3 separate regions of the Homo sapiens genome follow, and regions 1 and 2 are each linked to region 3. The links are chromatin loops, found by intact Hi-C in ENCODE. Cell type or tissue: mammary epithelial cell. All regions are shown on one strand. Each heading gives the region's core, and the rest is flanking DNA. Links, peaks and the distances in the headings are about the cores only. Region 1 has its middle 120 kb from the start of RNPC3-DT. Region 2 overlaps RNPC3-DT (RNPC3 divergent transcript). Region 3 overlaps RNPC3-DT (RNPC3 divergent transcript).

What was found. Peaks named below come from ENCODE experiments on the same cell type or tissue, not always from the same donor. Only the 100,000 strongest peaks of a DNase experiment are listed, where the experiment ranks them.
Region 1: it touches region 3 in a loop (3-fold over the local background); 2 of 110 quality-filtered maps call a loop at or near these places.
Region 2: a loop joins it to region 3, with 8 times the contacts of the local background. A loop is called at or near these places in 2 of 110 quality-filtered maps.

The regions. Positions count from the first base shown.
Region 1 is chr1:103,396,572-103,407,891 of GRCh38, reverse strand. No RefSeq gene overlaps it. Among named protein-coding and RNA genes, the nearest start is that of RNPC3-DT, 120 kb to the left of the region's middle. In mammary epithelial cell, for the core only: a CTCF peak has its summit at 6,273 (motif pointing left); no DNase peak of the experiment used is centred there; H3K27me3 peaks cover 166 bases.
Region 2 is chr1:103,509,545-103,520,864 of GRCh38, reverse strand. All of the region lies in intron 1 of RNPC3-DT (RNPC3 divergent transcript), which reads left to right. Among named protein-coding and RNA genes, the nearest start is that of RNPC3-DT, 10 kb to the left of the region's middle. In mammary epithelial cell, for the core only: a CTCF peak has its summit at 5,747; a DNase peak (open chromatin) is centred at 3,984; H3K27ac peaks cover 887 bases.
Region 3 is chr1:103,456,066-103,467,385 of GRCh38, reverse strand. The region is part of intron 1 of RNPC3-DT (RNPC3 divergent transcript); the gene reads left to right. Among named protein-coding and RNA genes, the nearest start is that of RNPC3-DT, 64 kb to the left of the region's middle. In mammary epithelial cell, for the core only: a CTCF peak has its summit at 5,998 (motif pointing right); no DNase peak of the experiment used is centred there; H3K27ac peaks cover 739 bases.

The DNA of each region.
Region 1 (11,320 bases), core at 2,087-10,086, 60 kb after region 3:
ATGAAGTTTCCCTTTATATCCATAACAATGCTTTTTACGTTGATGTTCATTTGCCTAATATTATTAGGTTGATACAAAAGTAATTGTGGTTTTGCCATTAAAATTAAAATTAATGGCAAAAACTGCAATTAGTTTTGCACCAGCCTAGTAGTATAGCTGCACCAGCTTCATTTTTATTAGTATGTACCTAGTATATCTTTTTATCACTTCTTTACTTTTAAATTTTCAGTGTGCTTATGTGTTAGATGTGGCTTTCATAAATAGCATATACATGGATTTAGCTTTTTAATTAAGTGTGACAAAATTTGACTTTTATTGATAACATCCATTGTGCATTTCCTATAATCACTGATATTTTAAAGTGCATTTCCACTATTTTGTTTTCTCTTCCAACTTTTGTTTTTTTGCTCACTGTCCTTCAATATTTCTTGTGAATTGATTAGCTTTTCTCTTTCTACATTGTTTGTTTGTGTGAATAAATGGCCATAGGTTCTTTTTGGGAATGCACTGTGGGAATCATTACTATACATTTAGAGGTATTTAAGGATTTTTCCTCACGGGTGCCTGACTTCTCCTACATTAATGGGATTCTGGGCCTGAGAAAATGGCTCATTTCAGAAACTGGGCAAGGCATGATCATTTTACTAGAGACGTTTCCACAGGCTCATGATCATCCATCTTTATTTTCTTCTGCTTGTATAAACATAGCAGTATCCTTCTTGGCTGCCCATCTACATATCTCATCTCTAAGAACATCTGGCTTACATTCAAACTTTCCTGCTCTTTATACTGAATATGCTTATCATGCTTCTAAATTTTAGTCAATACCACCTGGACTCTACTATTTCAGGGTTCTCTCCTTTCTGTTGTTAACAGGATTCCAAATATTTAACAAGCCTGGTTGTAGATAACAGCTACCACTGAGCTTTGCACTTTTATCATTTTAGTAATTCTGACCACATGCATTTCATTAACTATCACATGCCCACTTCTAGCTTTTTGATCCCTTCTTTTACAATCTACCACAGTAGTTCCAGCATTTCTGCATCACTTTTACTGTGGACTGTCACTTTCTCCAGGCTTCCAAGGGTCATCTGAGCAGCGGTTCCCAAACTTTTTGGCACCAGGAACTGGTTTTGGGGAAGACAATTTTTTCATGGACGGGGTGGGGGATGGTTTCGGGATGGAACTATTTCACCTGAGATAATGAGGCATTAGTTAGATTCTCATAAGGAGTGCCCAAGAGAGATCCCTCACATGTCCAATTCACAATAGGGTTCACACTCCTATGAGAATTTAATGCCTCCGCTGATGTGGCAGGAGGTGGAGCTCAGGTGGTAATGCTCATTTGCCTTCTGCTCACCTCCTGCTGTGTGTCTCTGTTCCTAACAGGCCAGGGACTGGTATGAGTCCATGGCCCAGGGGGTTGGGCACCCCGATCTAAGCAGTGTGTTAGCACCATTCTTGCCAGGGTGATTATCATGTATCGCAGAAAATTGTTCGTATTTTATTAAGCTATGTTTTATTCAACTTTCTATTGTCCTTGATCCAGTACCTTTGGATGCACTGTATACATTGGTTTATTCTCTTCTACCCTTGGCAGGTGCAGCACTTTCTTGGCTGTCTGTCTTAGCCAAAATTTTTGATCTGGTGGGTAAAAGGGAAGTTGGGGACACATGCTCCGGTGTTTCTATACCATCTTTGATAAGGATGACACTAGCCTTTAACTGGAAGGAATGAACTACTTCTTCAGGAGGTTTCAGAAGAATCTGGAGATTCAATGTATTCAACAGTGTCAACCCAGCTGGTTCAGTCAAATCTCAGTGTTCCACTTTGTCCAGTCAGGGACCTGAACATAGCGTAACGCCCTAGCCATGCAAACTTCTCTTCAACTTTGCCATCCTTAGAATTAAAATCTAAGCCTCACTCACAACATTTGTCTGCATTCCAACTATAGGAAATAAGAGACTATTTATATGATGCCAAGAAGGCCCTCAATTCTACTAGTGATTAATCACTTTAAGCCTTTTATTGTCTTTCACTAATGCATCAGTGTCACTCAGCAATACCCATCTGAATCTGCAGTCCTAGTAGTTACTATTATGTCTGCATCTCTCAAACACTCAAGACACTGAATCTGCCAGTGCATTCCCTTCCTCTAGTATTTGATCCCAATTCACCTCTAGTTGAGGTTTCATCAATGGCAATGACATAGTATAACAGGAGCCATTAATTTTCCATGTAGCAACAAATAATGATGTCCTAATTGCTAACCTGCCAATGGTGACACAAACCATTGGCAAACCCATTTTTGGGTCGGCTTCCTAGAATTACTTCTCATATTGGTTGCCTTATAAATTGTCATATCAATTAATTTATTAAAATACGGGCGCTGAAATGTAGATTAAGTGTGAGAAATGCGGTTTGAGTTATCTATTGCTGCATAACAAAAAAACGTGGGCTTAAAAAAACTGCTTTATTATATCCCACAATCATGTAGGTCAGAATATAGGTACGGCTTGGCTAAGTGATTATTTTATTCCATGTGCAGTTGACTGTGGTCACTTGGGGTTATATTCTCTTGGCAGCTGGACTGATCTGCAGATCACTCACACATCTCATGTGTTGGGAGAGCTTACTAGAAAGTCACACTCATCTGGACTCTTCTCTCTTTCCATATAATTCCAGGAATTCCTAAGGTTCTAACTCCTCTTAAAGATTAGCTCTAAACTGTTATATTGTTCCTTCCACTGCAGTCTGCTCATCGAAGTAGTCATAGGTTAGCCCAAGTTAAAGGGGAAGAAACTTAGATCCGACCCCTGGGTGGGAGGAGTGTCAAAGAATGTGTGGCCATCTTTAATCTGCCACAAGTACACTCAGAGCAATGCATATTAGGTAATGGGGGAAGCAAGGTAGGGCAGAGGGAGAAGTTAAGCTGTGACAGGGACCTAGGGCAATCCCATGGGGTGTTCTGGGATTGGAGTAACTGTTGTTGTCTTGAATTGTGGCAAGGAGGCCAGGCTTGTGTGTGGCTCCCATAGGCCCGTCATTTAATATGATCTGTTCCTTTGGAGGGAAGGCATGAAACTTTGGTTGAGGAAGCTCCTTTTGATCCAGGGCAATCCTCAGACAAAAACTAAGCTGTGAGCCACTAGCAGCTAACACTCATGGCAGATTAGCATCTCTGTGTGTGGTGCACCACAACATCCATTATACACCAGACAATAAATTGAGCCTGCAAACACATTATTATTGCCCAAATACATCCATTAAAAATAGCAATGCACAGAAATCAGTAGCAATACAAATTAAAATACTGATATGAAAGGAAGAGCTGAGATCAATGCAGTGCATTCAGCTTGAAAAGGTAAAGATGTCAAAAAGAGATAAACCAGTAAAATATAATCAGTGTCTCTGAAGGGAGAATCCAATCAGTGGAACAAAAGATGATTTCTAAGATATATATCAGGAAGAAAATAGGAAAGAAACTACTCTGGAAATGAAAGGAGCATATGGTATGCAAGGAAATTATGTAATTGGCTGCTGAACATAAAGCCAGATTATTTTGAAACTATTGCTTTTCAAAGGTAAAAACAGAATTATTCACTTCTAGTAAATGTTTTCCATTTTCCTACTATGTGTGTTATAGAAACAACAAGGCAAGTTAAAAAAAAAAACACTGCTTCCCTTTTCTATTGAAACTAGAAAACAAATATATCCCATAGATTTTTAAAGTGCAAAGGCTGCTAAAGGCAAATAAAATTGGCAGAGAAAATGAATGAATTGAAAAATAGTATGAGTTATATGGTTTGGCTGTGTCCTTACCCAAATCTCATCTTGAATTACAATTCCCACAAATCCCACATGTCATGGGAGGGACCCAATGGGAAGTAATTGAATCACGGGGGTGGGTCTTTCTTATGCTGTTCTCATGATAGTGAGTAAGTCTCACCCTATCTGATGGTTTTAGAAAGAGGAGTTCCCCTGCACAAGCTCTCTGTTTTTGCCTGCCACCATTCATGTAAGACATGACTTGCTCCTCCTTGCCTCTGCCATGATTGTGAGGCCTCCCCAGCCATGTGGAACTGTAAGTCCATTAAACCTCTTTTTCTTCCCAGTCTGGAATATGTCTTTATCAGCAGTGTGAAAATGGACTAATACAGCAAATTGGTACCAGTAGAGTGGGGTGTTGCTAAAAAAATTCCCAAAAATGTGGAAGCGACTTTGGGACTGGGTAACAGGCAGAGTATCAGGGGAACCTTCCCCCAATTTCATGTAGGTTCTTTTCTATTTTCGCTAAGCATCAGCTGGTTTCAGAAATAAAGGGACAGAGTACAAAAGACAGAAATTTTAAAGCTGGGCATCCAGGGGAGACATCACATGTCGGTAGGTTCCATGATGCCCCCTGAGCCGTAAAACCAGCAAGTTTTTATTAGTGATTTTCAAAAGGGGAGGGAGTGTACGAATAGCGTGGGGGTCACAGAGATCACGTGCTTCACAAGGTGGTAGAATATCACAAGGCAAATGGAGGCAGGGCGAGTTCACAGGATGACAGGACTGGGGCAAAATTAAAATTGCTAATGAAGTTTCAGCATGCATTGTCATTGATAACATCTTATCAGGACACAGGGTTTGAGAGCAGACAACCAGTCTGACCAAAATTTATTAGGTGGGAATTTCCTCATCCTAATAAGCCTGGGAGCACTATGAGAGACTGAGGCTTATTTCATCCCTACAGCTCGACCATAAAAGACAGCCACACCCAAGGGGGCCATTTTAGAGGCCCACCCTCAGGGATGCATTCTCTTTCTCAAGGATGCTCCTTGCTGAGAAAAAGAATTCAGTGATATTTCTCCCATTTGCTTTTGAAAGAAGAGAAATATGGCTCTGTTCCACCCGGCTCACCAGTGGTCAGAGTTTAAGGTTATCTTTCTTGTTCCCTGAACATTGCTGTTATCCTGTTCTTTTTTCAAGGTGTCCAGATTTCATATTGCTCAAACACATATGCTCTACAAACAATTTGTGCAGTTAACACAATCATCACAGGGTCCTGAGGTGACATACAACCTCCTCAGTTTATGAAAATGACAGGATTAAGAGATTAAAGTAAAGACAGGCATAGGAAATCACAAGGGTATTGATTGGGGAAGTGATAAGTGTCAATGAAACCTTCACAATTTATGTTCAGAGGTTGCAGTAAAGACAGGCATAAGAAATTATAAAAGTATTAAAGTGGGGAACTAATAAATGTCCATGAAATCTTCACAATTCACATTCTTCTGCCATGGCTTCAGCCGGTTCTTCCATTTGGAGTTCCTGACTTCCCACAACAGCAGAGGTTGGAACAGTTTGGAGTGTTCAAAAGTAGACAGAAAATGTAAGAAAGTTTAGAACTTCTTAGAGAATTGTTGAATGGCTTTGACCAAAATGTTAATAGTGATATTAACAATAAGGTCCAGGCTAGGTGGTCTCAGATGGAGTTGAGGAACTTGTTGGGAACTGGAAAAAAGATGACACTTGTTATGTTTTAGCAAAGAGACTGGCGGCATTTTACCTCTGCCCCAGAAATTTGGAACTTTAAACTTGAGAGAGATGATATAGGGTATCTTGTGGAAGACACTTCTAAGCAGCAAAGCATTCAAGATGTGACTTGGGTGCTGTTAAAGGCATTCAGTTTTAAAAGGAAAACAGAGCACAAAAGTTTGGAAAATTTGCAGCCTGACAATGTGATAGAAAAAAAAATCTCATTTTCAGAGGAGAAATTCAAGCTAGCTGAAGAAATTTGCATAAGTAATGAAGAGCCAAATGTCAATCCCCAAGACAATGGGGAAAATGTCTCCAGAGCATGTCAGAGGTCTTTATGGCAGCCCCTCTCATTACAGGCCCAGAGGCCTAGGAGAAAAAAATGGTTTCAGGGGCCGGGCCTAGAGTCCCCATGCTGTGTGCAGTCTGGGGACTTCATACCCTGCATCCCAGCTGCTCCAGTCATGACTAAAAGAAGTCAAAGTATAGCTCAGGCTGTGGCTTCAAAGGCTGCAAGCCCCAAACATTGGCAGTTTCCATGTGGTGTTAAGCCTGCAGGTGCACAGAAGTCAAGAATTAAGGTTTGGGAACCTCCACCTAGATTTCAAAGGATGTACAGAAATGTCTGGATGTCCAGGCAGAAGTTTGCTGCAGGGTTGGGGCTTACATGGAGAACTTCTGCTAGGGCAGTGCAGAAGGGAAATGTGGTGTCAGGGCTCCCACACAGAATCACTACTGTGGCACCACCTAGTGGAGCTGTGAGAAGAGGGCCACCATCCTCCAGAGCCCAGAATGGTAGATCCACCTACAGTTTGCACCGTGTACCTAGAAAAGTCACAGACACTCAACACCAGCCCATGAAAGAAGCTGGGAGGGAGTCTGTACCCTGCAAAGCCACAGAGGTGGAGCTGCCCAAGACCATGGGAACCCACCTCTTGCATCAGCATGACCCAGATGTGAGACATGGAGTCAAAGGAGGTCATTTTGGAGTTTAAGATTTGATTGTGCTGCTGGATTTTGGACTTGCAGGGGCCTGTAGCCCCTTTGTTTTGGCCAATTTATCTCTTTTGGAGTGACTGTATTTACCCAATGCCTGCACCCCTGTTTTATCTAGGAAATAACTAACTGTTTTTTAATTTTACAGGCTCATCAGTAGAAGGGACTTGCTTTTTCTCAGATGAGACTTTGCTGTGGACTTTTGGGTTAATACTAAAATGAGTTAAGGCTTTGGGGGACTGTTGGAAAGGCATGATTGGTTTTGAAATGTGAGGACATAAGATTTGGGAGAGGCCAGAGTGGAATGATATGGATTGGCTGTGCCCCCACCCAAATCTTATCTTGAATTTCAACTCCGACAATTCTCATGTGTCATGGGAGTGACCCAGTGGGAAGTAATTGAATCATTTAATCATGACGGTGGGTCTTTCTTGTGCTTTTCTCATGATAGTGAATAAGTCTTGTGAGATCTGATTGTTTTAAAAAGAGGAGTTTCCCTGCACAAGCTCTCTTTTTGCCTGCCGCTATCCATGTAAGATGTGACTTGCTCCTCATTGCCTTCTGCCATGATTGTGAGGCCTCCCCAGCCATGTGGAAATGTAAATTCATTAAACCTCTTTTTCTTCCCAGACTTGGGTCTATCTTTATCAGAAGCATGAAAATGGACGAATACAATAAGCCACACAGAAGTGAAAGAGCAAAGTGACCCAGGAGCAGCAGATCTCAGGGAAGGCCAATATGAACAAGGGACCATGGGATCTGGAGAGGACAAAACAGAACCTGAAATGACAAATGGGGCAAAATGAATAAAATAAATATACAGAGGAGAAAAATGGATGAATGGTGACATATCTTAGAAAATATTGGTGAAATTGTACTTCTTAAAGGAAAATCTTACAATATCTAGACAAGAAAAATCTATTTTATTCCATAGTTGGAAGTAAAAGTTAGCCCAACATTGACACAAAAAATACTATAAGAAATATAATGGGAAAGACTTCCTCAAAGAACAACTCACAAAATGAAAAGGGACGGGAGAAATTTCTAACCAAAAATTTAATCATGAACTAAAAAGTTAGAAAAATCAAATAATAAAATAATTACTTCTATGAGGAAAGGCCTAAAAGTGAAAACACAAGATTTTAGGGAAAATATGGTAAGGAAACAGGAGATAATGAAATGTATGTTGACAGAACACAGGAAAAAAGTAGAAGAAACAAAAAATATCACAGAAATGAAGAAAAAATTGGAAGAAGCACAAGGCAATGTATACATTGAGGATAACAGAGGAAGAGACCTGGAGTACAGAATGAGAAAAGTTACCAAAATAACATGGAAATACGGAGGAGTTCAAAAAATGTCAAGGGAATGGTTAGATACTGAAGAAAAGTAAAGGAAATAAAATACACATAATTGGAGTTAAGCAAGAAGAAAGCTAGAATAATAGAACAGAATATAGAAACATATAATTAAAGCAAACATTCCTGAAATAAAATAAGGCTTGGTTTCATATTATTCAAAAGGCATACCATAGGCCAGGGCAACTTAAACCACAATGGTCAATACTGAGGTACATCTTAATAAAGTTATTGATTCTTAAAAATAAAAAGAATGCTTTTCAAAGGTAGGCCTAATATCAAGTCAGGTAAAAGAGAATAAAACAAATTGATCCAAACTCATGTTTTTCTTGAGCAGTATTCAGCAACACAGGACAATAGAGTGATACCTATATGATAGGCAGGGTGAAATGTGTAAGCCAATAATTATCTGTTCAGCCAAGTTATACTTCAAGTGAAAATTCAACAGATAAATTGTTTTGAATATATAATTTATTCAGGAGTTATTGCTCCCATAAGTGCTTATTGAGCAAACTGTTGACTGATGAACCTTAATCAAACAAGGGGCAACTGGAAAGCAATGTAAAAGTAATGAACTTGGAACACATTGTTCCAACTTTTGCACTCCTGTTGTTGTTTGGTGAGAGGGAGGAAGTATTACAACTCTTTTACTCCTGCCACCAGTGAGCTCCAGGTTCTTGTCCCATGGTCAAGAAGAATAAGGCACATGGACACAAAAGAGTAAGGCAGAGTCAGATTTATTAAATGACAGAAAAGGTCTCAGCAAAGAGAGGGGACCTGAAAGAGAGTTGCTGGCTGTGGGGCTACGTTTGGGGTCTTTATGGACTGGGAAGGGGTAGGAATGTGCTCACTGGTCTGTGGGCTGTTTTGAAGAAAGCACCACTCAGAAAGAGACACAATAGTGAAAAGAACCAATTGAAGGCAGAGATGAAGGCTTGGCCCCCAATCATTCAGGGGCTGGAGTGACATTACACTTTTTGCAAATGAAGATTCATCCTGTGGCCAATCACAGAAAGATAGGTATACATAAAATAGGTGGAAGGTAAGGACCAGTTGGGAGGAAGCACATGAAATGAGACAAAGGTGCACAGGAGAGGGAAATGTGTCCAAAAAAGGAGTGGAATTTGTTCATCTAGGTTCAGAGAGTAGGCATTTCCATTCAAGGATGTGGGCTCTTTCTTATCTGGAGCTGCAGCTTGATTTTTAGGGTGTTCTTATTTTGAAAGAGGTTTACTTACTGCATGCCTGACTGGTTTATTCCTTCCTCCTCTCTATATCTTATTAAGAACCAAGACTAGAGGGAATGTGGAGATGAGGACAAACCAAATATAAATTTAATAAGCCCTAACAATGGGAAAATGTCAACCATTTACAAAGTAGGAGAAGAATAGAGGAAGAACATGGAAAATAGAGTAAGTTTGTTGATTGCCATATTTGAAATATCTGTGAGTCAAAGTCATTCTAAAATTTTAATTATGTAGTATATAAATAAGCATACTAAATCACATGAAGGAATACTGAATTATCTGTTGTCAAACTGATATTACTGCTACTATCTAAGTCTGGAAACTGTTTCCCAGATTCCTCTTCATTCTGTGGTGCCTGGTTAGAAGTGGTCAAAGGCAGGAATTCCTGCAAGGTCTGGAGGGTGGAAGGGAAGCCAAGGACATTTCTTTCGGAAGACCGTGGTGGTCAGACATGGTAATGGTCAAATGCAGCTTACCTGGTAGACCTCAGCTATTCTTGTCCTCCTCCTGCTTTGAGTCAATGTATCTCCTGAACATCTGAGCTGCTGACCAACACTGACTTAGTGTTCACCATCAGGGCCATGGTTATGCACAGGCAGAGGCTGCAGAGCCCACACAGGAGGCCATTTTCTCTAGTCACTCTATAAACATCCCCAGTGCAGACTATGTTTGTAGACAGATGTGCATGGCTTCTTGGATGTTCTGACAAATTCAGACATCACACCCATGCCTGTACTTTAGGCAGTGTGGTAGGTGCCTATTTCTCTGAACCTCCAATTCCCCATTTCCAGAACTTCACTTTTCTAGCTCCTCTAACATTTGTGTAATTTCTAATTAATTGCTAAATTAACCCTTTTACTGCTATGATACTTACAGTGGCTTTGGTTTATGGCTGACACAAAAAGGGAATGTTAAGCAGGATAATTTTAGTGACTAACAAAAATAAATGATGAAAATACACATTTAAAAGAAAAAGTAGGAGTGGTGATCTTAATATAAAACAAATAAAATTCAGACCCCAAAGCGTTAAACTAGATGAAGGAACATTTCTTTTGCTAAAGGCTTCTATTTATAATTAAATCATACATTTATGAATATATATGCACAAAATATCACAGTTACACTATTAGCTAAAGATGTTATCACTGAGATCCTGAGTTTTCTTTTTATTTTAGTGGCATTGCTTTTAGTATTTTCTATTAAGCATGATGCTGGATTTGAAGGAAAAATATACAATTCTTATGTTAAGGAAGTATTTATCTATGACTAAATTATTGTGTGATTTTTTAAAAATCCAAAAGATTGTTGAATTTTATGAAATGCTACATTAGCATCTATGGAGACAGCCATCATAGGATATTTTTTCTTGGAGTTATCACCATGTTCAATATTGATTCATCTGTGTACTTCTGGAATAAATCCCACTAGGTCATAATTCTCTTAATATGATGCTGGGGCTTTTAAAAATATTTCAGGAGGGGCGGGCCACCATCTTTACTGTTTGGAAAACTTAGCCATTTCAGACTCTTGGCTTAGGAGAGTCCAGACCATCTGGGGATGGAAGTGGTATGCCAGCATGGCACAACTTCTCTATGAAAGCATGGAAAGACTGCTTCCTTAAGCAGTTCCCTGATCTGTTCCTCATCACTGGGCAGTACTTCTGAACCAAGGCCTCCAGCCACTCCCATTGATGTTCTTTGGCTGACAGAGATTTGAAAACTTTCTGGGACTGAGTTACTAAAGGGAGGGGTGGACTGCCATCTTTGCTGTTTTGGCAACTTAGCAGTTCCAGCCTCCAGGCTTTAGAAAGCCCAAACCAAAGAGGCGTAGAAACAGCACCTCAGCACAGCACAGCACAGCACAGCTCAGCTGCTCTACAAAAGCAGGCTAAACTACTTATTTAAGTAGGTACCTGATTCTGTTCCACTTGGCTGGGTGAGACATCCCAACCAGGGTCTCAAGCCTCCTCCCTCCTGTAGGTGCATTCAGGCTAGCAACAGCTCTGTATTCACCTGGGATGGAACTCCCAGAGGAAGGGGCAGGCAGTCATCTTTGCTGTTTCACAGCTTTTACTGATGACACCTTCAGGTACTAGAAAATCTGAGGTGACTCAGGACTCAAGAAGATGCCTGGAAAACTGCGCCAGCACTACAGAAAAGTGGCCAGACTGAAAAAAACAAACAAACAAACAAAAAA
Region 2 (11,320 bases), core at 1,010-9,009, 54 kb before region 3:
AGCAAATTCCCTTTATCTTACCTTCAAATTATATTCAAAATTTGACTATTTTTCACTGTTCCCACTGTTTCTACCATCCTTGTCCAAGCAGCCATGATCTATCTGGAATATTGTCATAGCCTCATGGCTAGTCTCCTACTTTTGCCCTTTCTGTCTGGACGACACAGTAAGACTCAACAATTATTTCATATATTCCTTTCCATTTCCCAACTCTCTTGTTGTTAGTTGGGACTATGTGATTCATTTTGGTAGATGGGGTGTTAATGAAAGCAACATGTGTCAATTCCAGAGTATTGCATGGAAGATTGGGTATGAAAACAGTGATCATGTAGGCCACATATTGAGGTGATAGAACCTCAAGCTAAACATAGCCTAGAGTACCAACTCACCACATCAATGACAGCTCCCCTACAGAATAACTTCCCTCCCACCAAACTTTGCATAAGTAGTAAATAACTTTTTTCTCTTAAAGGTATTGATAGCTTAGGACTAGTTTTTACCATGAAAAGTCCATTTTAACATGATTAAAAATATATTGCTTCTTCAATATATTTTTATCACAGCAGCTAGAGTGATTCTGTTAAATCTTCAAAACTCTGCAGTAGCTTTCCCCCTCACTTAGAGTAAATGCTGAAGTTATTTTGATCTGTGAGAATTTACATGATCTAACTCCTCCAGTATATTATTTTTATGACTTCATCTATTCTTCCCCTCTTCTTTCCCTCTGCTATAAATACACTGACCTTCTGGCTGTGCTTGAACACTTCAGACCCATAACTAAGACCTTTGCCTTTACCATTCTCTCTTTCAGGGATGCTGTTCCTACAGATATCTGCATGCTTAGCTCCCTGACTTTCTTCAGATGCTTACATATGACTTTCTCATTAAATTCTTCATTGTCAGTCAACACCATCTCTGCCTCCTCTATTCTCTTCCCATACTGGCAAAGGAAACAAAAACAACAATAACAACAACAACAACAAAAAACCTGAACACTAGATTTTTCAGTGTTTTGGTTGTCACTGTGTAATAAGCCATCCAATTACTTAGTAACTTAAAACAAACATCATCAAAGTCTTTTCTTTTTTCCCAAGGTAGAATTCATGTCTTCATCCCATTTGTTATTGTAGAACTTTTCACCTCTGTTATAAAATTATCATAAATATATTTTATTATAAATAATTATGTACATAATTTCATTATTACTAATAAGCTCCTTGAAGACAGGAATTTCTATATTCGTCTGTATATCTTCCAAGCATTAACATAGTACCTTACAAATAGATTAATGATCATTGAATGTTAAAATATATATTAGTGAATATTTGACATATGTTTTAAAACATTTATCAGTGAATAAATTAATGTTATTATCAAGAAAATAAAAAACACTGCTGACAACCAGGGATTACATATTCAGTGGTTTGCATGATGACTTTAGGAAACCTGTCTAAAGATTTCTATGCAAAATGATCAGAAAGTTAAAATGTCAATATTATTTTTGTTATTTATTGATAGATTAGATTATGTGTGGATCTCACACATAGTTATTTGTAGACTTAGTCTCTGCCTTTAAATAACAAATGAACAGAGGCAGGATTTATGTGAACTTTTGGCTATTGCAGGGGTAATTAGCCTTTTCTTATGGGGTATAGCTTGCTTATGTCTTCTGTTCTGGGATGGAATCTAGAGAAGATAGGGAAATAGCACCCGAAAAATATTCCTGTTCTAAAATACTTTCTTAACTCCATTTACAATTTGGAATCCATTTGGATGGCACATTTTTTTTAATGTATGCAACCTGGAAGGCTATTTTTCTTAATATAAACCTATACATTTAAGTATTAGTTGATATGGTTTGTCTGTGTCCTCACCCAAATCTCATCTTGAATTGTAACTCCCACAATTCCCACATTTTGTGAGAGGAACCCGGTGGGAGGTAAAGGAATCATGGAGGCGAGTCTTTCCCATGCTGTTCTTGTGATAGTGAATAAGTCTCATGAGATCTGATGGTTTTTAAAAAAGTTTCCCTGCACTAGCACTCTCGCTTTGGCTACTGCTATTCATGTAAGATGTGACCTGCTCCTTGCTTTCCACTATGATTGTGGAGCCTCCCCAGCTATGTGGAACTGTAAGTCCATTAAACCTCTTTTTCTTCCCAGTATCAGGTATGTCTTTATCAGCAGCATGAAAACAGACTAATACATTAGTCAATCAAAAAATTAAAATGTACTAAACATTTCAGAAGATGCCTAGAGAAAATGTTTCACCTGATAAATGGTACTGTCATAAGTAGTTGTTTTTCTGTAATGTGACAATGCTAGATTATCTTCTCTTACGTAAAAACGTCAGAAAATACAGCTGGTACCAAAAAATTGGAAAAAGAAAGACAAATTAATAGAAAAATGTGTTTAAAGAATATAAACAGGTGATTTTACAAAAAGGAAACCTGAATGGCCCATTAACATATGGAAAGGTGTTTAACCTTACTATTGGTAATGGGAATGCCAATTAGACCCCACAAGAATATACCAATTCTCAGTTCTCAAACTGGAAAACATTATACATAGCTATAAAATTTAATGTAGGTGTGTGCATGAGGGCAAATGTTTGTCACAGGCATTTAGAAAAGTAAATCTTCATATTTATTTGGATAAATGTTACCATACTTTTTGATCCAGTAATTCTGCTTTTCAAATCTATCTTATAGAAATAAAAGCATCTACATACAGATGCTGAAAGGTTGAATTAGCTGGACCTAATGGGGCTACCAAAAGAAAATCAGAAAACAAAACAAACTATTTTACAATTTCAACATGCTTTATTGGATCTCCCTTCTCTGCAGTCACCCTTAGCATTCCTATTTATTTTGATTTTAAAAACAATCTATTATTTATAATTAAGATTCACTTTCAGTTCAGTTTTTAATACTAATCTCACTTCTAAATATACACCCTTCTCTAAGCTCAGGGAACCTATGGTGGGGAAGGTGACGTAGTCTTTTCTTTCATTTTCTTCATCTCTTTTTCTTTCTGCTTTAGAATCCACTGGGAAAAGTAGTTCTCTCTTTGCTGTTGATGTCCTATCAAGGCAGGCAACCAAATATATGGGTCACCTTAGTTGTCCTTTTGAGGGCCCTGCAGCATTTATGCCATATAGTCTCATGATATCAGTAATATACTTGCTGGTTGACCTCTTACGATTCTTCTTCAGTTCCTGCCTCTAACCCCTCTGAGTCATTCACCCCAACAGATAAACCTCTTGGGTATGGCCCTATACACATAGAGTCCAGCTACCACCTACAGTGATTTGCTGGTCTAGATGTCAATTATTTTCCAGGAAATCTCAAACTTCTTAGGACTAACTTACAAGTGGCCTGAACAAAATGACAATTTTTCCCTCACTTAACTCTCTAAGTACCTCTGATCTCCCCCTTATTCAGTCACAAGAGAGGGATGCTCCTGACTCATATCAAAACCAAGGTATTAAAATTAAACTTTAATAAAATATACTAAAAGCTATAGTGGTGTAAAAGTATGAAATGATTTCTTTTGTCAATTAACTCCAGTGACAGCATTGAAAAACTTTGTTCTGTAAAAATTACAAACTGTCAGAAATTTTGCTTTTTGAAATTATGTTAGTGAGACAGGAACACCCCACTATTGCCTGAAGAGCTAAGCTATGTGGGTACTTTGACACAGAGAAGCAGCCTCAATTTTCCACCCAGGTGCAAAGCTTCAGATAATGTTTTTCAGATACAAGATTCCACAGTCATCTTAACTTTGTAGATTTCAAGGAAACAGAACCCTATACCCACTTCTTAGTCCAGGCTTTATGCTAATACAGCCAGGCTATTCTTTCAGCCTATCAAAGAACTGTTCATTTAAATTTTATTTAAACCCCACCTTACTCTTAAATGAATCAGAATGCTGGCTCTTCCTTCATCTGTTTTGGCAAAATGCCCCATCAATTGTGTAGTCTTTTTTTACTGCTGCAAAATGATAAACTTACCTTTGTCAGACCATAGATGTGTCATAGTCTGGTGGTCTTTGAGCAATTTATTAGTCATGCCTGAATAACATTTTCTGTGCCCAACACTCTCAAAGGTATTAAAAAGACATATATCACAGTAGATGAAAACCAGTATGTAACTGAGTTGTTATAGGGCTGAAAGCTGCTTAAGAAAGTAGAGAAAAGAAATAAAATAAAGCAGAGCCTAATTTTTATCTCCGGAATCCTTTAAGTCCCTCCATTTAGTTGACTCTTTATGTTTCACCCTTACATTCACCTTATGCTACATGGAAGCTAAACTATACTTTCTTAAAGACACCCACATATTTTTGTCTTTCTATACTCAAATATGCTGCATAGGCCACACCCCTAATGATTTTCTTGATTCTCATCTAAATGTGACCTTTCATTTGATTTTCAGAAAACTCTTTGGCTTGTTATGACACATACAATTTCCCTTTTATTATAATTATTGGAAAATGTGATTTGGTTGACTTTTAGATTTCATCATATGTCTTCATCATTTTCTCTTACCTGGAATGTTCCAATAGCCTCTTGATTAGTTTCCTCGCTTCTATTCTAGGCACTCTACAGTGTATTTTCCTCACACTAACTCATGTGATTTTTAAAAACATAAATTACATCAGATTACTTTCCTGTTTGCAACCTTTTATTGGCTTCCCATCACAGTTGGAATAAGACCTACAGTCTTTCTCTTGTCATATAAAGCCCTTCTTGGTACTTCTATCATCTTATGTCCTACTTCTCTGCTTCATGAGCACCCCCCATTAGTCATTCTTGCAGCAGTGGGAGTGGGGGTATAAAATAAAAAACCGAATCTTTTCAAATGTCCTTTATCTCTCTAACATTCCTCTTCCAGATGCTCATATCCCTCATGTTTACTCAGTTTTTATTCAGATGTGCTTTCCTCAGAGAGGACTTTCATGCCATCTCTGGAAATAGCATTTCTCCTCACCTAACCAACACTAATAACTTAACCTTGCCTTATTAATTTCTTGTAAAATAACAGCCCCAAAATATATACTAATGTGTGTGTGTGTGTGCACGTGCATTTGTTTGTTAGAAGCTCTATGAGGTAAGAGTTTTTGTCATGTTTGCTACTTTGTTCACCTGCCAAAAGTAGTACCTGGCACGTTATAGGTATGCAATAAGTAGTTGTTGAATGAGTGAATAAACAGATGAATAAATGAATGAATGAAAGTTTTCCAATCATGTATTTACCTTGCTTGTGTTTGCCACACTATTACACTTTTAGTTTTATATTCAGAAGTGGCTAAATCATAGACTTGAGAGGCAAAATATCTGAGATTTATATACCTGCTCTGTTATGTGACCTAGGAGAAGTTACTTAATCTGTCTTTTTCAATGTTCAAATATATAATAGAGATAATGATATGTATATCTCATAGGCTTATGAGTATTACATTAATTAATGTGGCACAGAGTGCTGTAGAAGTTGTTATATTTGTTATTTTAACATTTAATTGGTGATTATTTGAATAATATCTGTCTTCTTCGTTCAACTTTTGGGAGCCATATTAATTTTTATCCATCACTTTATCTTCAAGCCACAGTTTGTAATGTGTACTCTATAAATATTCTTTGAACTTTTTTATAAAAAGCTGGTTTCAGTTTTGAGATCATGCATGCATGTATGTTTGAGTGCACTGGGCCTATTTTCATATTCTGTAATTACCAGTCATTGTCACTAGATGGCAAGTTTGTCCCAGCCAAGGCAAAATGTTTTAAGACCAGAAACTGAAGAGTAGCCCTAAATAGGGGAAAATGTCATGTATGTGTTTTTGTAGACTGGTAGGATGATAAACATTTACTTATCAATAATAATTTTCCATATTTTATTCTTTTTTTCATTTCATTAGGTACTCTACCTTCCTGGGGAGCTCTTTTGTATAGTGATGCATTTTAGCATTACTGTCATGCCATTGACCCTTTGTTAGTATATTCACACGTTTCTATTTAAAAAGCAATGTTTAAAAAGGTCTCTTAATGTATTCTTTATCAACAGATGTTTCCCAAGTCTTTCAAAATCATACCTTTTACCTGCTGGTTCCAAATATGTTTTGATTTTGTCTAAGACATAAGCTACCCTTTTTGAGCAAGAACTTTGTCTTTTTTTCTGATTACTAGCCACCCTATATCAATGTGAAGTATATGTCCCTTTTGATTATTTTAAACTCTCAATGTACCATCTTGGAAAAAGAAACTGTTAGGCTCAATGCTATTGTACCTGTCCAGCTTCACCTATGTTTAGCAAAATTATCAAAAGGCTCCTGGTGTAAAGGAACAAAAAAGAGTGTTAAGGAACCTACAAATTAGATAATCAATCTGTAAATGATCATCTTATTGAATTATTACAATTATCTTCATAAATATAAATTTCTTAGAATTGGTTAAATGTATATATATGCTTTGGCAAGTTAAATTTACCAAAATACATTAAAATTGTGGGCATGTAAACAAATATAAATAATAGTACCTTTAATATGGTGCTGATTGTTTTTAGTACAGCAATATTTAGAAAGAATCATTATTTTCTTTTAGGAAGTTAGCTACTGAATAAAATAGACCTAAAAATTAACTATTTTTTGATATCCTTTTTTTCTGTGCCTTGATGCGTCATATTATAGGTTAAAAGAAAGAAATGTGGTTACTTTTCTTACAACTGCTAAAATACTTTTTCCCTCTTTTCCTCTTGTCTTAGTCCATTTGGACTGGTATAACAAAATACCATGAACTAGTAGCTAATAAACAACAGAAATTTATTTCTCACAGTTCTGGAGCCTTAGAAGTCCAAGATTGAGGCACAAGCAGACTCAGTGTCTGCTGAGTTCCACCATTTCCTGATTCAAAGATGATGCCTTCTCACTATGTCATCACATGGTAGGAGGGTCAAGGCAGCTCTCTAGGGCCTCTTTCATAAGACCATTAATCCACTCATGACTTAATCACCACACCAAAGGCCACATCTCCCAATATTATCTATCACCTTGGGAGGTAAGATTTCAACATAAGAATTTTGGGCAGAATACAAACATTCATACTTTAGTATGTCTTCTTATTATGAAAAATGACTATCTTGGCTGTGCGGGCCCTTTTTTTGGTTCCATATGAAATTTAAGTGGTTTTTTTTCTAATTCTGTGAAGAAAGTCAATGGTAGCTTGATGGGAATAGCATTGAATCTATAAATTACTTTGGGCAGTATGGCCATTTTCACTATATTGACTCTTCCTATCCAGGAACATGGAATTATTTTCCATTTGTTTGTGTCCTCTCTTATTTCCTTGAGCAGTGGTTTGTATTTCTCCTTGAACAGGTCCTTCATGTCCCTTGTAAGTTGTATTCCCAGGTATTGTATTCTCTTTGTAGTAATTAGGAATGGGTGTTCACTCATGATTTGGCCCTCTGCTTGTCTATTATTGTTGTATAGGAATGCTTGTGATTTTTTCACATTGATTTTGTATCCTGAGACTTTGCTGAAGTTGCTTATCAGCTTAAGGAGGTTTTAGGCTGAGTTTTTTTTTTTTTTTTTTTTTTTTTTTTTGACAGAATCTTGCTCTGTTGCCCAGGCTGGAGTGCAGTGGCATGATCTCGGCTCACTGCAACCTCCACCTCCCAGGTTCAAGCGATTTTCCTGCCTCAGTCTTCTGAGTAGCTGGGACTACAGGCACGTGCCACCATGCCTGGCTAATTTTTTGTGTTTTTAGTAGAGACGGGGTTTCACCATATTAGCCAGGATGGTCTCGATCTCCTGACCTCGTGATCTACCTACCTAAGCCTCCGAAAGTGCTGGGATTACAGGCGTGAGCTACGGCGCCCAGCCAACGATGAGGTTTTCTAAATATATAATTTTGTCGTCTGCAAACAGAGACAATTTGACTTCCTCTCTTCCTATTTGAATACTCTTTATTTCTTTCTGTTTCCTGATTGCCCTGGACAGAACTTCCAATACGATGTTGAATAGGAGTGGTGAGAGAGGGCATCCTAGCCTTGTGCCGGTTTTCAAAGCGAATGATTCTGGCTTTTGTTCATTCAGTATGATATTGGCTATGGGTTTGTCATAAATAGCTCTTACTATTTTGAGATATGTTCCATCAATACCTGGTTTATTGAGAGTTTTTAGCATGATACAGTGTTGACTTTTATCAAAGGCCTTTTCTGCATCTATTGAGATAATCATGTGTTTTTTGTCATTGGTTCTGTTTATGTGATGGATTACGTTTATTGATTTGCATATGTTGAACCAGGCTTCAATCCCAGGGATGAAGCCAACTTGATTGTGGTGGATAAGTTTTTGATGTGCTGCTGGATTCGGTCTGCCAGTATTTTATTGAGGATTTTCGCATCCATGTTCATCATGAATATTGTCCTGAAATTTTCTTTTTTTGTTGTGTCTCTGTCAGGTTTTGATATCAGGATGATGCTGGCCTCATAAAATGGGTTAGGGAGGGGTCCCTCTTTTACTATTGTTTGGAATAGTTTCAGAAGGAATGGTACCAGCTCCTCTTTGTACCTCTGGTAGAATTTGACTGTGAATCTGTCTGGTCCTGGGATTTTTTGGTTGGTAGGCTATTCGTTACTGCATCAATTTCAGAAGCTGTTATTGGTCTATTCAGGGATTTGACTTCTTCCTGGTTTAGTCTTGGGAGGGTGTATTTGTCCAGGAATTTATCCATTTCTTCTAGACTTTCTAGTTTTATTTGCATAGAGGTGTTTACGGTATTCTCTGATTGTAGTTTGTATTTCTGTGGGATCAGTGGTGGTATCTCCTTTATCATTTTTTATTGTGTCTATTTTATCCTTCTGTCTTTTCTTCTTTATTAGTCTTGCTAGCGGTCTATTTTGTTAATCTTTTCAAGAAACCAACTCCTGGATTCAATGATTTTTTTGAAGGGTTTTTGTGTCTCTATCTCCTTCAGTTCTGCTCTGATCTTAGTTATTACTTGTTTTCTTCTAGCTTTTGTATGTGTATGCTCTTGCTTCTCTAGTTCCTTTAATTGTGATGTTAGGGCATTGATTTTAGATCCTTCCCATTTTCTGATGTGGGCATTTAGTGCTATAAATTTCCCTCTTAACGCTGCTTTAGCTGTGTCCCAGAGATTCTGGTATGTTGTCTCTTTGTTCTCATTGGTTTCAAAGAACTTCTTTATTTTTGCCTTCATTTTGTTATTTACCCAGTAGTCATTCAGGAGCAGGTTGTTCACTTTCCATGTAGTTGTGCGATTTTGAGTGAATTTCTTAATCCTGAGTTCTAATTTGATTGCACTGTGGTCTGAGAGACTGTTATGATTCCTATTATTTTGCATTTGCTGAGGAGTGTTTTACTTTCAATTATAGGTCAATTTTAGAATAAGTGCTATGTTGTGCTGAGAAGAATGTATATTCTGTTGATCTGGAATGGAGAACTCTGTAGATGCCTATTAGGCCCATTGGTCCAGAGCTGAGTTCAGCCCTGAATATCCTTGTCAATATTCTGTCTTGATCTGCCTAATATTGACAGTGTAATGTTAAACTCTCCAACTATTATTGTGCGGGAGTCTAAGTCTCTTTGTAGGTCTCTAAGAACTTATTTTATGAATCTGGGTACTCTTGTATTGGGTGCATATATTTTTAGAATAGTTAGCTATTCTTATTGCATTGATCCCTGTGCTACAAAGCTGTAGGCATCATGCTACCTGACTTCAAACTATGTTACAAGGCCACAGTTACCAAAACAGCATGGTACTGGTACCAAAATAGATATATACACCAATGGAACAGAACAGAGGCCTCAGAAATAACACCACACATCTACAACCATCTGATCTTCAGCAAACCTGACAAAAACAAGCAATGGAGAAAGGATTCCCTGTTTAATAAATGGTGCTGGGAAAACTGGCTAGCCATATGCAGAAAACAGAAACTGGACCCCTTCTTTACATCTTATACAAAAATTAACTCAAGTTGGATTAAAGACTTAAAGGTAAAACCTGAAAACATAAAAGCCCTAGAGGAAAACCTAGGCTATACCATTCAGGACATAGGCATGGGCAAAGACTTCATGACTAAAACACCAAAAGCAATGGCAACAAAAGCTAAAATTGACAAATAGGATCTAATTACACTAACGAGCTTCTGCACAACAAAAGAAACTATAATCAGAGTGAACAGGCAACCTACAGAATGGGAAGAAAATTTCACGATCTATCCACCTAACAAAAGTCTAATATCTAGAATCTACAAGGAACTTAAATTTACAAGAAAAAAAAAAAAAACCATCAAAAAGTGGGTGAATGATATGAACAGACACTTCTCAAAAGAAGACATTTATGTGGCCAAGAAACTATGAAAAGAAACTCATCATCACTGGTCATTAGAGAAATGCAAATCAAAACTACAATGAGATACCATCTCACACCAGTTAGAATGGTGATCATTAAAAAGTCAGGAAACAACAGATGCTGGCGACGATGTGGAGAAATAGGAACACGTTTACACTGTTGTTGTGAGTGTAAACTAGTTCAATCATTAAGACAGTGTGGCAATTCCTCAAGGATATAGAACCAGAAATACCATTTGACCTAGCAATCCCATTGCTGGGTATATAACCCAAGGATTGTAAATCATTCTACTATAAGGACACATGTACATGTATGCTTATTGCAGCACTATTTACAATAGCAAAGACTTGGAACCAACCCAAATGCCCATCAATGATAGACTGGATAAAGAAAATGTGGCACATATACACCATGGGATACTATGTAGCCATAAAAAATAATGAGTTCATGTCCTTTGTGGGAACATGATTCAAGCTGAAAACCATCATTCTCAGCAAACTAACAGGTATAGAAAACCAAACACTGCATGTTCTCACTCATAAGTGGGAGTTGAACAATGAGAACACATGGACACAGGGAGGGGAACATGACACACTGGGGCCTGTCGAGGGGTGGGAGGCAAGGGAGGAAGAGCATTAGGACAAATACCTAATGCATGTGGGGTTTAAAACCTAGATGACAGGTTGATAGGTACAGCAAACCACCATGGCACGTATATACCTAGTTAACAAACCTGCACATTCTGGACATGTATCCCAGAACTTAAAGTAAAAATTTTTAAGTGATTATCTGTTACTTTATTCTACTTTTTAAGAATGTCTTAAAATGAATATTAATTTATTCTGGCATTGATTTTTTTCCAAGTCAACCCAAACATAGCTGAGATGCTACCATTAGCAATGTAGGGATTCAAACATACTGATAGTCTCTCTCAGGTTAATTGATTCAA
Region 3 (11,320 bases), core at 1,686-9,685:
ATACAGCAGGAGGTGAGTGAGTGGTGGGTGAGTGGGTAAAACTTCATCTGTATATACAGCCGCTCCCCATAGCTCACATTACCACTTGAAGTCCACTTTCTGTCAGATCAGTGATGGCATTAGATTCTCATAAGAGTGTGAACCCTATTGTAAACTGTGCAGGCTGGCCATGGTGGCTTGCACCTGTAATCCCAGCACTTTGGAAGGCCGGGGCAGATGGAACACTTGAGGCCAGGATTTGGAGACCAGGCTGGTCAACATGGCAAAACCCCATCTCTACTAAAAATAAAAAAAAATCACCAGTCTGGTGATGTGAGCCTGTAGTCCCAGCTACTTGGGAGACTGAGGCAGGAGAATGGCTTGAACTTGGGAGGCAGAGGTTGCAGTGAGCTGAGATTGCACCACTGTACTCCAGCCTGGGCAACAGAGTGAGACTCTGTCTGAAAAAAAAAAAAAGAAAGTGAATTGTGCATGCGAGGGATCTAGGTTGCCCACTCCTTATGAGAATCTAATGCCTGATGCTCTGATGATCTGTCACTGTCTTCTATCACCCCCAGATGGGACCATCTAGTTGCAAGAAAAGAAGCTCAGGAATCCCACTGATTCTATATTATAGTGAGTTGTATAATTATTTCATTACATATTACAATATAATAATAGAAATAAAGTACACAATAAACGTAATGTGCTTGAATCATCCCAAAACCATCCCCCTACACTTGGTTCATGGAAAAATGGTCTTCCACTAAACTGGTTCCTGGTGTCAAAAAAGGTTGGGGATTGCTGCTTTAGCAGCAGTAACAATATCTCCTTAACAGAAGATGTTCTTATAAGACAGTTGGGTCAAATCAAACTTTATGAAAAGCTCTGAATGCTTCCATAGCTACAAGAAACATATATCCCTTGCAAGGTATGGATATAGAAAAATAAAACTGGTTACAGTAGGTAAGTTGTACTTCATTACATCGTGAATAAAATCTATTTTAGACTTTTTCTTTTTTTTCTTTCTTTTTGTATTTCCATAGGTTATTGGGGAACAGGTGGTGTTTGGTTATATGTGTAATTTCTTTAGTGGTAATTTGTGAGATTTTGGTGCACACAATACCTGAGCAGTATACACTAAATCCAATTTGTAGTCTTTTATCCCTCACCTGCTTTCCACCCTTTTCCCCTGAGCCCCCAAAGTCCATTGTGTCATTCTTATGCTTTTGTACCCTCATAGCTTAGCTGTCACTTATGAGTGAGAACATACGATGTTTTCCATTCCTGAGTTACTTCACTTAAAATAATAGTCTCCAATCTCATCCAGGTTGCTGTGAATGCCATTAGTTCATTCCTTTTTATGGCTGAGTATTATTTCATCATATATATATATATATATATATATATATATATATATATATATACTAGTTTATTTATCTACTTGTTGATTGATGGGCATTTGGGTTGGTTCCACATTTTTGCAATTGCAAATTGTGCTGCTATAAACATGTGTGCGCAAGTATCTTTTTCAGATAACGACTTACTGTCCTCTGGGTAGATATCCAGTAGTGGGATTGCTGGATCAAATGGTAGTTCTACTTTTAGTTCTTTAAGGACTGTCCACACTGCTATCCATAGTGGCTGTACTTCCTACCAGCAGTATAGAAGTGTTCCCTGTCCACTGCATCACGCCATCATCTATTATTTTTTGAATTTTGATTATGGCTCTTCTTGCAGGATTAAGGTGGTATCACCTTGTGGTTTTGATTTGCATCTCCCTGATCATTAGTGATGCTGAGCATTTTTTCATATGTTTCTGGTTTCTCTTCAAGTCATATAAATCTTTCACCTTTTACTATTTTAGACTTTTTCTATCCCCATTCTATTTCATTCAAGTGTATTGGATCATATTGATGACAGACAAATCTCAGTGTGGTCAAACTACTGAATACCAATCAATATCATATGGAAAATTTGTTACACTTTAAGAGTTTCGTGTCACAAACATACATCTTAATTTTCCCATTAATTATTCTAAAACTTTTCATATTTATATATGCTTGTGTACCTTTGACTTGTTCTGAATCCTAAAATGGTATATTAAAGTCCTGTATCATATGGTAATTTTATTAAAACCTCCTCGAGTTTCCAAAAAAAAGAAGCTTTTGCACTATATAATTGTATTTATTCTAAGTGCTGCAACTCCAAATAATTTTGAAAAATTATGTACCACACATATTCTAAGTTGACTTCTAAACTTTTTATTATAAGCTGAAAGTTTAATAAGTTGCAAAAGTATGTAATTGTCATTGTGTATTATAAACACTTCATTTTTTAAAAAATCCACTTTAATAACATGAAAAATGCCTTGGCAATTTAATGCCTACTGTACTAGGTTGTCCAGAGTCCCTTGAAAATCCTTGTTCAGAACCATTTTATTTTGGCAACTCTAAGAAACTAATACAGATTTTGATACTGACAGTAGGGTATAGAGTAGGCTGCTGTAACAAACGCTAAAAAAGTGGAGGTGGCTTTGGAATTGAGTACTGTGTACAGCCTAGAAGACTTTTGAAATGAATGATGGAAAAATCCTAGATTGTCTTGAAAAGACTATTGATAAAAATATGGATGTTAAAAAAGATTTTGGTGAGGGCTCAGCTGGAAATAAAGAACATGTTATTAGACATAGGAAGAAAGGCAGTCTTTGGTATAAAGTAGCAGAAAACTTGGCTGAATTATATTCTGTCAGTGGGTGGAAAGTTAACTCGTAAGTTATGAACTTGAATACTTAGCTGAAGAGATTTCTGTGAAAGTATGGAAAGTGTGTCCTGGTTTCTTTTTGCTGCTTATAGTAAAATATGAGAGGAAAGTGATAAATCGAGGAAGGAACAATTAAGCAAAAGGAGCCAGAATAATAATTGCTAATTTAATATTCTATAAAAATATTTTTATTTTATCAAACTCCTTAAATATTTTTGAATTATTTTTTAAATATATGAAAAATAACATTAATTTAATTAGCACAATCTTCATTGTCTAACAAATCAACCAGATTCTGCCTACTGTTTGTCTATAAGTCTACCTTTATTTAAAAAATAAATTAAATGTGTTACTGTGTGTATTTCAATCATCCCAGGTCAGAATTGGTCAGATTGATAAATAGATGGATTAGGTATGCAATCTGCCATGAGATTTTGAAATAAAGTGAAGCTACCTTTAATATTTTCCTACAGATATTCTTTTTGCTTTGTTCTCATGGAACTTATTCTAAAGAATTAGGCATTTTTGGTGAGAGTTTGGGGGACAGAAAAAGTGACATCATTAAACAAAATTTTATCACTTCTGCAATGTACCTGAATGCATTCTACAAAATATCTGAATTCAGAACATCTTTTCATCATCTAGACTACCTTATATCTACTGCTAAATTGAGCCTTATCAGATTATTTATATATTTATATATCTGCTCTCTCCCTCCAAACCCTTTTTTATAACAGGTTCTTATATTCAGAATACAGATCTTCATGACATTCAGGCAAGAAGATCCAGGAAGTACTTCTCTAATCTTAAGTTCGTAGTATTTATGTATGTGATGCGCGCAGGGATGCTTAATATATTATTTTGGAAAATTTCCTTTATGCTTAAAATATTGCATAATTTTTAAAATTTTAATATTGGTAAAAAAACATACAGAAATGTACCATCTTAACCATTTTTAAGTGCACAGTTCAGAGGTGCTAAGTATATTCTCACTGTGGTGCAACAGATCTCCAGAACATCATTATTTTGCATAATTGGAACTCTATATCCATTAACTACTCCCCACTTCCCTTTCCCTGTAGCTGCTGGCAACCACCATTCTACTTTCTTTATCTATAAATTGGATTACTTTAGATACTTCATATAACTAGAATCATATATTATTTGTGTTTTTGTAACTAGCTTATTTCACTTAGTATAATGTCCTCAAGGTTATTCCATGTGTTACATACATTCCATGTATGTAACAGGATTTCCTTCCTTTCTATAGCTGAATAATATCTCATTGTGTGTGTGTGTGTGTAAATATTGCATTTTTTATTTACTTATCTATCAGTGGATATTTGGATTGCTTCCACCTCTTGGCTATTGTGAATAGTACTGCTATAAAAAAACACAATATGCAAATATATCTTTGATATTTTGCATTTAATTCTTTTAGACGTGTGCCCAGAAGTAGGATTGCTGGATCATGTGGTAATTCTATTTTTAATTTTTTGAGGAATCTCCGCACTATTTTCTATAGCCACAGCACAATTTTACATTCCTACCAGAATGCACAAGAGTTCCAATTTCTCTACATGCTTGCCAACACTTGTTTTTTTTTTTTTTATTTTCTTTGTTAGTTTTAATAGTAGCCATTCTAATGGATGTGAGGTGATTATGCATAATTTTAAAATAAAAATATAGTAAATATCATTTTCAGTATTCTATTGAAAAATGCACTACAGAGTTAATAACATAATTAGTGAAATGTATGTGGCATGCATAAAAATAGGTTTCCATTTTTAATGGCAAGATTAGAAGCAGAACATTTTTAAAGACATGAGACAGAATGAGTACTTCCAAGATTTTTCAAAATTCTGACTCATTACTGTTGTGTGAATTTTAGTAGAATCAGTTTCTTTAACACATATAAAGCTCTGTGCCAAGCACTATTCCAAGTGCTTTTCAAATATTAAGCATCCACTCATACTAATTTTTCTATGATATAGATATTTTTATGCTCATTTTACACAAGAGGAAATTGAGGCTTAGAGGGAGTCTTAGCAAGTAAATGGGAGAGCAAAAATTCATTTAATATTGACTAAAATTAACTTCAGAAAGCCAAAGATATTTCAATCATATCTTGTTATTTTCAAGAGATTCTGCCTCATTTTACTGGGAAATACTTGTATTTCTTAATCATATTCTCATATTGTCAAGTTCCTCCTTCTGAGAATAGGCCTACCAAGGTAGAAAAGCAGACATTGAGGGTTGGAGTTCTGCTAGCCTAGTGGCACAAATAGAATAGAGTCAAGGAATGTAAGGTATTAACAAGAGAGTGCCATGGCTAGGAAAAATATAGAGATTTCAGTGAACATGATGGCTCAGTGAAGTCAAAAATACAGGAAGTAGATGAAAGAATAAGAGTTTGGAGTCAGAACAATGTGATGTATGAATTTATAGTTTTCAGCGGTTCATTAGAACATCCAGTTTAACTAGAGAAAAATAACATCAAAACTAGAAAGCTTAGTTATTTAATTGAATATTTTTTTAGCTGACTTGAGTAAAAGAAAGTTTTAGAATAAAAGTCCAATATATAATTTAATTACATGTAGCAATATTGAAATGTTTCTCAGTTTATTTGTGTAAACTTATCAAATTTAGTATTTCAAACCAGGATACTTTAACTTGTGTGGACTTATCGAAGTACATTGTCATTTAAAAACCATGCATTAGTCACATATTAAGAAAACAATAGTGTACAATGTAGTCTTATAAATGCAAATGTTCCACAATTACTCATTTGTAGTATTGTTTTAAAAGTAATTCCTTGGTGAATAAGAAAAAACATACTGTCAAAGCTCTGAGGTAAGATAGATTCATTTTTTTATGTCAACTTTCCATATTCACATACTTTTCAGAAAAAGAATCTATAATATAATGTTGTCTTCTTAATTTTACATTATAAAAAGATTAACATTACATACACTTTGGGGTTTTCTGCTTCTAAGCTATTTCTTCAAAATTTATTAATTCTCTTTGACTAAATCAGCTAAGACCTTGTCAAGTATTAGTTTGTTTTGAAATTAGACTCCACAAATGTATATAAGACAATTACATTCTTGTCTTGAGCTTAAAAATTTAAAATATAGTTTGGCACTGAGGGTCTAAGATATTTTAAGTTTAATAGTACAATTATACCACTGTTCACTAAATAAATCTTGAGTCTAGAGCAGCTACCTAGGGATTCTATGCTATTGTTATGATTGACCTGTAGAGGTCACTATTAACAGACAAATGAAAAGCTTTTTGCAATTACAGGTTAAATAGCTAAATTTTAATTTCTGTCTGCTCCAAATTAGTAGAAAGATTATAACACTACCTGGCACTAAGACATCATAAAATGTAACACAGCTTTAAAATTATATTTTTAGATAGTTAAATGATTAAAGTAGATATTACTACCTGAATAAATTAGCCAAATCATATGATTTCCTAAACTTCCAATTTCCATAGTTCCTTAAGCAAATTGACAGAAGACAGACCCTACTGAATTGAGTTTTAATACTTTTCTATTTAATTATCTTCTCTAGTATTTAATATAAGAATCTATGACAAGCAAAGGGAAACCAGACCTTGTTTGAATTCTCTGAACTTGAGATGTATCCTAGGAAGTGTGAATTTTACCCATTAAAAAAAAAAAAAAACTGAGCAGAAAACACTAATAAAAAGTGATATAAAGTAATCAACTTATAGCCTTTTCAGTTAGATGGCAACCAGGTGGATATAGGTAGGGAAAGAGAGGAAGACTGTTCAATAGAAAAACCATCCTTACCATGAATGCCAGTAAAACGCCCTCAGAATGAAGGGAATCTGTCATTTTGTGTAAATTCTCTTCTGCTTCCATAAACACAGCCGTAATCAATTAAAGACCAACTTGTGAAGGAGCCATTGTTTGCAGTTCCATTCAGACATTGCTGAGTTGTCTTTTAGACTGCCCGTGCGGAAACACTGGTAAGGTGATGAGAAAGTTCAAAGCACCTAACTTTTCAATGTGGATTTTGTTCCTTAGACTTTATTTTATCTTTTTATTCATTAAAAAAATTGGAGTGTCATATATGTGTTGATTTTTGCTTCTGGGAAATGAAGGGGGCTTAAGAACATAGCAATGCTTGAAAATACTCTAAAGATACAATTCCCTGTGACTTTCAGAGAGCAGTGTCTCTCATACATGAGTTCAAGAGGAATCAGTGTTAAAAATGCTTGTTAAGAAAATAAGCAATACTACTTCATCAAAATTCTCTTGGTAGAAAGTGAGAGTGTTTTCTTTAACATCAACAAATCACTTTTTAAATTTTCCATGATTGCCATTTTCTTCTTGTTCTCAACCTCTCTCCTATGCTCCTAATTTGAGAGAGGCCCTATTATTGGCACTGAAGTTGTCAATGTCCAATCTTGATTGCTGGATTTGGGAGACTGGTGGAACTTTACTGAAGAGGAGATGTAATACTACATTCAAACTATTTGGCATAAATGATTTTTAAAATTAACATAATAATGATGAATCAACATTAAACATTTAATGCTATTGGTATGTATGAAACTAGGAGTAACCAAACTCTTTCTCTCTCTCTCAGACATAGGGAATAAAAGTTACTTAGTAATAAAAGTAAACCCTTAGATGCTTTTCTAGACAGAAATGGTCCAAATTTCTTCCCTGCCTGCCTAAAGAATAATCTGGAGTAGGCCTGGATGAAGTCCCATTCAACCATAGTTGAATATTCAAGCCAAATATAAAAGTTTATAAAATGGAAATTAAAGAATAAAGTGATTCAACAAGAATATGTTTTTTTTTCCTAAGACTTCTTTACTTTTCTAGATCAAATAAGGAGAACAATTCTCTTTGGGACTACAATTTAATAAAACTGCTGTGTCTTGTCCCCATTATGTGTGCACATAAGCCTCTCTCTCTTCTCCTTGAGTGACATGTCTGGGGAGGTTATAAGGAAAAGCCTTAGTGCCCAGACCAGCCACTGTACAGATGACTCAGGACACCTTCACTAAATCCATTCATTACCCTGGCCCTAGTGGGAGTTACAAGCAAAGCCTGCCAATTAGATGTTGGTAATGTGGACTCTGCTTTAGGGAATTGGGTAAGACTGCCAGAATTCATTCCTGAACTTTAGCAGCCACAAAAGCGTATTTTTCTGTCGTCTGAAACTGATTCAAAACCAGGTCCCAAAAGGACAAGCTTCCTTTTGTGCACCATGTATCCTCAAGTCCAACGACTACTAATGTCACAACATCAGGTTTTGCACAGGATCACAGGAAACATCTGATGAAGGAAAAGAGAAGAAAAAAGTCATCGTTTGAGTTGATTAACCTCTGTTTTACTCTATTTTCTAATTTTTGACTATTCTTTTTGGAAAATTATTCTTTGGTAGTTCACCACAAATTAATGGTGTTTTATTCTTAAATGAGAGATTAAATGTGTGACATATCAGAATCATAAAAAAAGCTTTCCAAAATCTTTAGATGTTGAATTTAGTAATAATGTCATTTCATATTCAGGGCTGCTTGTCCTTGCCTTGAAAAAATATTTCCAAAATCCTATTCTGAAGCTGTATTGGCGTCACTATTTCTTTCTCTGTTAATAAACACACATTAAGTGGAAATGCTTTGCTTTCAAGTTCATTGACATTATCATTGTTTCATTTTTATTTTTTATTTTTTGGTTTTTATTTTTACATGTTAGTTTGAATGTTCGGGTGATGATTTGAAATTGTTGAGGGGCAAAGGTAGATTTTCTTAATAAGGATTCTGTGAGTTTAAATATCTTATTAGTATAATAAACAAATCTTGGAGAATTTCCAAGTCATTTTGCAGAAAATGTGAGAGAACTCTAAACAGTAAGAACTTTAGATAGTAAAACTGCTAGTACATGTAGACTCAAACAAGAAAGATTTGACTCTGTATCAAGGTGATTTTTTCTTTTTTTCTTCCTAAAGCAATGTATTCTTTTGGCTTCTAGTCCTAATTTTACTTTAGAAATTATTTTTTAATGTGTTTCAGACAGGGGCCTTCTGTCCAGGTCTTGAATACAAGTACTGTATCTTTGTTTTGTATTCTTGTACAAATATATTTTATTGGGAACCTATTTCAAAATGCTTGTTAAACATATGAGCCTATTCACATAAATGCACTCTAGTGCTGTAAATGTAGGGGCAGAAGTTGGAACAGAGGAACCTATGTGTCCTGCTCATGGCAGCAGCTCACTGTTTGGGGAGAGAGGTTTTTCTTCATCAGCTCACTGCTTGTGCACACGCCGCACTTCATACGCACTTACTTCTCTCTGCTGTGACATGCAAGCACAGATACGCACACACACACACACACACAAACACACACGCGCGCACACACACACACCCATTTATAATTTAAGGGAAAAAACATATTAGTCATAAAGCTTAAGAGTTGAAAGTAAGCAAGTAAGGCCAGGATAGTAACTGTTCAGAACTTGAATGAATTGCCACAGTTTTCACCAAGTAACTGGCTGGCCCTTCTCAGGCAGGCTCCAAATTCCTGTTGAAATGAAGACTTTCTTTCCTGGACTAGGACTGGCATTCCTGGGAAACAATGGCCCTTTTCAAATAGGCTCTGAAATTTCACAGGTGAAGGGAGAGGGGCAGTCATTTGATCCCACCCACAAGAAGCCTGTTAGTATTTTAAAAAGTGAAGACAGAGCCTATCATGGAAATACAGGCAAAGCTGGCTAGTGGCTAAGAGCTGCAATCTAGACCCACAGTTCTGCAGATCCCTGTGAAATATGAATCAATTTCAATGTTCTGTCTTCGACTTACATTGCAACTCTTTTTTCTAGATTTTCTAAAGAGCAGAGTACAGAACCACTGAAATTGAGTTTTACTTCATATTACATGTTCTAGAAGAGCAATACAGAAGTTTAATTAGGGCATGATATTAGAATCTATAAAATAAACATCTACTAATGTATATGTGTGTGAATATATAAATACATATATAAATATATATATAATAATTTTGAAAGAGATGCAAGATTAAAATACCAAATAGATACACAAAACTCACGCATATATAATAAATATCATATACAACCTAATATGATAATTTTACCTTGCATCTCTTCTAATATATTTGAGTTTGGTCTAATTATATTTTAATTCAGTGATTTAAAGATTTAAAATACTAAGATAATTTAGGGAATTCTTTATAAAAACATAGACTATATCCAATTTGAAAGAATTTGAGCATATTGATTATTGTAATTACAGTTAATCTCAGGTGTATTTCATAGCTTAAACTTTTGAGAATAAATTCACAGCTATTTTTGAAACTTTTATTTGATCAGATCTCTCTGTGATTAAGGTACACTGTGGGTTTTAGTACTCTGTTTCATGTATGAAAAAACCAAAGAATGTTCCAATTGTGATATTTATTATTAATAAAATAGGCAAAGCTTATTAGACACACCTTCCTGCAAGTGACTATATCATTCCTTTTTTAGTCTTTCCAACGATCCTGATAATTGTTCCAAGAATGTTGTTGCACCCAGTATTTAGCTTAGTCCTAACTTGAAGACTGATTTTAGATGTATATTACTGAAGACTCAGAAAACACTTATTTTTTCCTTAAAGGCAAATACAAATCTATTTATGAAACTATTATTGAATTATATAGGCCTTCTCTAAGAAACACAATTACCTAATCTTTTTGTAGCAGTATAACATTTTGATACATTTTTCCTCTTTTGGTTACTACATGGTATTCTTTACCCTACCCCCAATATCCACTAGTACTAACCCGAGTTCTAGCAGGAAGGAAGCAGGGTTTTCTGAGCTTATGTCCTAGAAAAGAGATGAAACATTAGCCAGGTGTGGTGGTGCACACCTGTAATCCCAGCTGCTCAAGAGGCTGAGCCAGGAGAATCGCTTGAACCTGGGAACCAGAGGTGGCAGTGAGCCGAGATCGTGCCACTGCACTCCAGCCTGGGCAACAGAGGGAGACTCTATTTCAAAAAAAAAAAAAAAAAAAAAGAAAAGAAAAGAGGTGAAACAGTAAAACAACAATAAAATTAAAGTATAGACTTTAAAGTTTCAAAAGCAAAGATGTAAATAATTGGAAACACACACGTATACACAATAAATGATAGAAGGAAAAAGTCACTTTCTAATACTTAAACTTATTATCAATCAAAGCCAGTTTTTTCAAATCCACCAAGAAAAATTTCCTGGGTTGGAGAGAGGACAAGAAACAGAAGAAGGGTATTTAGATGTCGATATGTTATTTGAAAAGGGCTCTTAAATACTTTGTTTTCCCAATGCCTGGGTTGTGTTTGATGATTAACAATACAACAAATACATAAGCTTGAGGTTCTAGAATTAAGACAACTAGTTTCCCTAGTGGAGCTTACAGACTTGTCAAGCTTTATACTGTCCTTCTCTTCCCCTGTCTCCAGCCATGTCCCCTCCCCATGTATGGAGAACAAAAGAGTAGAGATCGGTGAGGTCTGAGATAATAGACCTAAGATGGCTTCTCAGAATCTCTTGTCCCTGTA